Linked DNA regions of Homo sapiens: region 2 is linked to region 1. The links are chromatin contacts, found by Hi-C in ENCODE. All regions are on one chromosome and are shown on one strand. The core of a region is the stretch at or near the end of the contact, and the rest is flanking DNA. Distances in the headings are between cores, read along the strand shown.

Region 1 (3,442 bases), core at 71-2,570:
CACACTGCAAAGTGTATAAATAAAATTCTGTAAAGTGCACAAATAAATATTACAAAGAATTCATTTCTGCTACAGTTGTCTACCATCTTCAATATTACATTTAGCTAACTTAATTTTCCATGGATCAAATTATTCAAAGTTAAATTTCTCTTAATAGGTCATCTGAGTAAACAATTTCAAGTGTTACTTGCCAAAAGAAAAAAAAAAAAATGTTTCCAGGCTTCAGATGAAGTCGGCAGTGTCAGGCTAAGAAAACAACCTTAAAAATTCACAGAGAGCTGGAACAATTGCAAAGAAAAGTTGGAGCCCGGAGGTCAGTCAGTCTTGTTCATGCAGTTCTGAAGGTAGAAAAAAAAAAAAAAATCACAAATTTCTACCAAAACTAGGTCTTCAAGGGGCAAAGGAAAAATGCCTTTTTTTTTTTTTTTTTTTTTTTTTGAGACAGGGTCTCATTCTGTCACCCAGGCTGGAGTGCAGTGGAGTGATCTCAGCTCACTGCAACCTCCATCTCCCAGGCTCAGTTGATCCTTCCACCTCAGCCCCCCAAGTAGCTGGGACCACAGACTCACACCACCACGACTGGCTAACTTTTGTACATTTTATAGAGATGGGGTTTCACCATGTTGCCCAGGCTGGTCCCGAACTCCTGGCCTCAAGTAATCCACCCGCCTTGGGCTCCCAAAGTGCTGGGATTATAGGCGTGAGTCACCGCGCCCAGTGCCATTTTTTTGAAAGCAGAAAATGTATAAAGTAATATATCCTTAAAGTAGCAGCTGTCATCAGAAGACAGCACCCTGGGCTTTCTCTGGCACCAAAACTGGGCACTCTGTGCTCCTGGTTTTCAGACAGAGAGAAAGGGAGAAGGCAGGGCAGAGGGAAGGGGAGGAGGGGAGAGGGAGTAGAGGAAGGCTTGAGGTATGGCATGGAATTCTGCAAACACAGCAGTTATTAAGGGAAATGGGAGAGTGTCAAGGGGAAGAAGTTTTCTTGAATTTCTATTCTTGAAATTTCTTGGAATAAATGGATGTGTGCAAGGGAAGGGATAAATGTAGTTGAAGATCTATTTTGTAGGTGAGGAAATGGTAATCTGAGAGGCAAACCAGAATCATGCCCCAACAGGGAATATAACCAGAATAGAGGTAACTCTGTCTCCAGTCTCTGAATCTACAGGCTTCCTCTAATAGCATCTAAAGCCAGGGCTTCTGACAGCACAGTCTGAGAAGCCCCATGACATCACAAGTGGCAGCTGGGTGTACTTTATGACAAATGCCAAATTAACTCCTGCCTGTGACCTTGCCACCATAACTCAGACAGCCAGGACACACACTGCACCCCAAACACTCAAGTCCCTGTGTAAATCTTCACTCCTCCAAGCACAGAGGGAAGCCTGCTCCGTAGGCTCTGTTAAGTGTACTGCTGCCGCTGACATCATCATAAATAGGAAGGGAGAGAGTCCAGGAACCACAGGGCTCACTTCCTAGCCTCTCTATTTAAGATTTTCGAGGGCAGATGGCACTATATTTAACCAGCACAAGTAGTATTCATTGTGCCCAGGGCCTCTTAAGGAAAACTGAACAAAGTTTTAGAATGAACCTGCCCTCACCTCACTCCTGCTCAACCATTTCACCCAACAACAAGTTAGAGGCAGAGAAGATGAATATTATTAAAATGATGCTTCTAAATCAGGACCTTATGGGTGCTTTGGCTCTCAACTTTTTTCATAAAATATCTGTCCAGTCCAGACCGAGGAGCCAGCTTCGACAGCATTCTGGTAAGGGCATGGAGGTAACCAGGGCTCACATGTGTCTGTGGCAATGTTCTGATCCTGTTGTTAGAAATAGTCAATGCAGCAGAGATGATGGCATTCATTGCCAAGCCTGAGGTCTTCAGGGCTTGCCTACATGGGAAGATGGTACTGAAGCCTCCTGTCTAGATGACGGTCTGTTTAGACCTGAGCTACCTGCGGTGTGGCCTGCTGACAGACTCGCTCTGCAGGGAGTAGCTGGAGAATGTTGCTCTAGGAATCTTGCACTGTGCCCCACCCGTAATGATGCCCCAGGACAGAGGGTGGGAAATTCACGAATACACTCCTACTACAGTGCCATCAAACCCAGGGCACTAAGCTGTCCACACTTTATTAGTAATTCTCACAGCAATCATGAAAGATCAGAATGATGATGTCAACTTCTAGAGAAGCACACAGAGACTCTGAGAACCTGGCTATTTGGCCAAAGTCCACAGCTTCAGGTCAGTGTGACTCTAAGACCCGGGGTAGAGATAAGGCCCTCAGATTTACATATTTGCTCTACACCCTTGAGATGTTTGCAATTGGGCTGGAAAGACAGGAGATACATCCAAAGACAACTGCAAGTTCTGACCACCCTGTCCAATAGCTCTTTCTGTGATGATGGAAATGTTTTGGGACCTGTGCTGTCATCTGTGATCCAACTATCGAGTATTTGACATGTAGTTGGTGCAACTGAGAATCTGAATATTTAATTTTAGTTGGTTTGAATTCACTTGAATTGAAATTGCCATTGAATGTCCATATTTAACAGCACATGTGGAGACATTTTATACCAGCAGCAGTCAGAAAAGAATGCTGCAGTCTGGGGTGGTCCAAGCAAGCTTCATGAAGCACGTGGGCTCTGACCCAGCCCTTGATGTGTTAGGATTTGAACAGAACTTCTCCTGTTTCAGGCATGATCATCTTCCTTGTGGAATTTGGTTCTGAATCAAGGGCCTCAGAAACCAAGCCCGGTTCTTTTGGTCTGCAGGTAAGGAAATCAAGATTGTCCCTCCTGGATCCATATTCCCTTTGGACCTGCTTTTCGCAGCATGACTCAGCTTGCTTTTGCTTCCTCCCATATTCCTCCTGAAGCCTTTCCTCTCCTCCCTTTCCCTGTGTGGCCCCTGCCAACACAGGCAGATCCCGGGTTCACGTTCTTTTTATCTACCTAGACATTTTCTTTTCTATCTGTGAGGCTGAGTTATTTCCACTCTTGGAATGACTTTGAATGTGCTTTATGCTTCTACATCTGTCACTCTGAGAACGGTATTTCCCAATACAGTGAGCAATGCTACTCACAGAGAGACCAACCACCTGCCCCCAAAACACACCCCAGCAACAGGGAACAGAATCCCCCCATCCTTGCTGGTTCTGCATATGGCTGAACCTAATGCTCAGAGCTGGTCACCATGTCCTGTCTGATTCCATTCTTTCCCATACCAGAAGTGATACCTGGGCTTTCTAATACTATTAGCTGATTAATCCTAATTAGCTTATTAGTTGGAGAAAGATGTTGAAAACTATTTGACTACAGGACCAGATCTGTTCTTGGCACAGAAGCTGTGCCTTCCCTGCTATGCCTTTTCAGGCTAGTCCTTGGAAATCTCTGCTTCTTAAAGTACACGTGGTTCAGTCCCTCAGTGGGGCACTTGG
Region 2 (3,272 bases), core at 544-3,043, 120 kb before region 1:
TTATTGCATCATTTTCCTAGCTTGACACTTGGGTTATTTTTCCTTGCTTGTTACAATCATATAAGAAATGTATCTCCCCTACTCCTTCTCCAATGAGACATTTGAGCATAATTGTGCTGCAGTCTTTCTGACTCAGTGGCTCATCCACAAAGGTGCTCAGAACCTTTTCTAGTTCACTTGTCTGATCCGGCACAGAACATTCTCCTCCTTCTCAGGTCATGCATACTCTCCAAAAGCTGCACACCCTGGTCTTCACCTGATGGGAAACATCCTGCCTCTAGACCCTTCAGTGTCAACATCTGCACTCATGTTTTGCTTCCTGAACCCACTATCCCTGCAGCTGTTTCCACCTCCCCTCGCCCATGCACAGAGGTCCCCTGCAGGGCCTCTGCTCCTGCTGCGCCTCTTCCTGGGAAGGGCTCCTCCTTCTCCCTGGTCTTCATAGGGTGTCTCCTTGTAATTCAGTCCCAGCCTATGAGTCACCTTCTCAGAGAGGCCTCCTGGATCTACAATCTAAAGAAGCTCTAAGTCTCCCTCCTCACCAATCAACTCAGTAACATGACCCAAGAACACTGAGCTCTTCACGGAACTCTCCCTGATAATATCTGGTGCTTTGATGTGTTTCTGGATCGTCTTCTCCCTTTAGCCAAACTATTTCTCATGTGCATCCCTGTGTCTCTTGCGCCCAGAACAGTGAAAGCATACAGCAGGAGCTCAATAAATGTTTCCCGAATGAACAAATGAATGAATGAAAACATGAAGGCAAATCTCATTTCCCTGGTGAAATGCTTTATAAATTATTTGCCACATTATATGGATGTCCTTTATTTCCAGAGGAGTGTTAAATTGTCCATAACCCTTTGACCAGTATTTTGCTTCTAGGAATCTCTCCTAATGACATAGACAAAAATGGAGACACCAATTTTGGCACAAGGATGGTCATCAGAACAGTATTTTTAGGCCGGGTGTGGTGGCTGACACCTGTAATCCCAGCACTTTGGGAGGCTGAGGTGGGTGGATCACTTTAGGCCAGAAGTTCGAGACCAGCTTGGCCAACATGGTGAAACCCTGTCTCTACCAAAAATACAAAAATTAGCCGGGAGTAGTGGTGTGCACCAGTAGTCCCAGCTATTTGGGAGGCTGAGGCAGGAGAATCGCTTGAACCTGGGAGGTGGAGGCTGCAGTAAGCTGAGATTATGCCACTGCACTCCAGGCTGGGTGGCAGAGCGAGACTCTGTCTCAAAAAAAAAAAAAAAAAGTATTTTTAATGTCAAAAATAAACCCTCACTAGAAAAAGGGGAAAATTATTATACGGGTTAATCTCTTAGGAATGGCAAAGCATTATGTAGATTTAAAAAAAATGTTTATAGAATTTTTAATGACAACAAATATACTAAATGTTAATGGTATATCTGAATGATATAATTAGTATTTTTTACTTGGTACTTTAGTGTTTTACAACTTTTCTCCAATGAACAGGCATGTGTTTCACAATCAGACAAAAGTAAAATATTACAAATTCTCCAGTTTCTGAGTTCAAAGGCATTTGTACTCAACATTTTATTCCCACATTTTATTGAGGTAAGGGAGGACTTCTTTTCTATTCTTAGAAGCGTTTTGCAAACTGTTGGTATTTTTTTAAGTGTTACAGAAAGAATGTTCAGAGAAGGAACCAGTTTTACAGGTTTACTCCCATAAAGCCACAAGGTTTCCTTAGAACTGTAGCAGCCTTCATCCTTGGTGTGTCCCAACCACCACGAATGCAGAAAGAAGTAGAAGGACTTACTCCTATTTCAGTGACACCTTCTGCCAAATTCTTCTGTGGCGGTTTCATGGTTAGCATGCAGACGCCATGATAGAGACTGACCATTGCCAATATGTCCTTGCTAAAATATAAAAGATTCAGACATCAATATGGTGGAGAATGGGAACCTATATAACATGGAAAAGAAGGGCATAGTTTAAATGACAACTATCATTACTATTGTTGTTCTTGGCTACTTGTTTTCCTTTCTTTTCTTTCTATGTCTGAGATTAATCAAGAGTAAAGATTCCTAAAATAGACACTTCCGTGATTCATTTATTCTCCACGAAGAGCTCTCTCTGCTGCATCTTTCCTGCAGTTCTCTTCTAAAGCAGGAAAACTTTGTTGTTATTTTCCCTCCTCTGTGTCCGACATGAAAGGCAGCTCTGCTCTGCCAGGTGCCCCTTCACACTGGAAGCAGCAGGAGCTGCAGCATCAGAGCACGACCTGCCCCGTTCTCAACTCACAGGAGGAAGACAGGAATGAGGACACAGCACCGGGACACAGAAAAACTAAAGATGGCGAATGCTTTCCATCTGAAGGGCATTTCCAACTATCCAAAGGTCTCCTACCGCCATCCTCTTAGTGCTGCTGCTGCCAAATACACTCCCAGAATGCTCAACCACTCTGCTTGTGGACTCTGTGACAAGGAGGCGCTCCAGTCCTTGGATGCCTCCATCGTCTCTGGATTAATGCATCCAACAAGATCCCATCTTCTTACTCAGTTTCCAGAAACAGATCCTCTGGTAATTGTCAATTGATATCCTCTGGATCCCAACCTCACAGATTGGTAGAAACTACCTGGTTCACCGTGTTGTCAGAGATCAACAGAAAAGAGTGCCATGATTGGTGAGTGATATGTGTCTGTGCTAGTCACAGACACCTGGCAGCACCACATGTCAACTGCCTTCTCTTACTGGACCCCTCCCTTCACATCACCAGGGATTACACTTGTGTCTTGGAAACTTAGTACCTCATAAATGGGGTGCAATATTTCTCTAACTTACAATAGAAAAAGCAAACAAATAACCTCACTGTGCTTTGGGATGGCAAGGTCATGGCACTGTCTCATTCTAGTTGGGGTGCTGAACCAGCCACCGAGGGCATAGAGCACGCTGTGATGTCTACTGCACCCCCAGGTCCCCAAATGTAATGATTTCCCCCTCTGTGCTACCTTTCAGTCTGTCTGCCAGTCTCCTGTAGCTCACCCCACTTTTCTCACTGCATTCATCACTCTGTATTGCAATAAATGTGTCAACATGTGTCTTGAGCCCCAGCTAGACTGTAAATTCCTTTAAGGTAGAAATCACATCCTGTTTGTTCAGAGTGGACTGGCAATAAACATTTTTGAATTGAATTGGATTGACTCTCTGGATAAAGATCTAAAAGTCAATTATGTTAGTCTCTGCATGGACATTAAAGAAAAGAGAGTCAGAAAATCTGTAAAACTGCACTCCAAACCCCTCAA

Evidence for each region. A loop is a pair of places that touch in the nucleus more often than their neighbours do. Pooled maps may share reads with other maps.
Region 2: a map of Caco-2 shows a loop between it and region 1 (3-fold over the local background). The contact joins the enhancer-like site here to the promoter of SLC24A3-AS1 in region 1. A Hi-C loop is called at or near these places in 1 of 168 maps with a recorded cell type or tissue (Caco-2) and 2 of 50 pooled maps.

What each region holds. Positions count from the first base shown.
Region 1 is chr20:19,282,474-19,285,915 of GRCh38, reverse strand. SLC24A3-AS1 (SLC24A3 antisense RNA 1) reads left to right here and starts at 1,320. Exons shown (of 8, transcript NR_024564.1): 1 at 1,320-1,771; 2 at 2,701-2,777. The region is part of intron 2 of SLC24A3 (solute carrier family 24 member 3); the gene reads right to left.
Region 2 is chr20:19,406,377-19,409,648 of GRCh38, reverse strand. The region is part of intron 2 of SLC24A3 (solute carrier family 24 member 3); the gene reads right to left. Among named protein-coding and RNA genes, the nearest start is that of SLC24A3-AS1, 120 kb to the right of the region's middle. Within about 2 kb of position 1,793, at least 3 of the 41 ENCODE cell types and tissues checked have a DNase peak (open chromatin) inside an H3K27ac peak, as active enhancers do.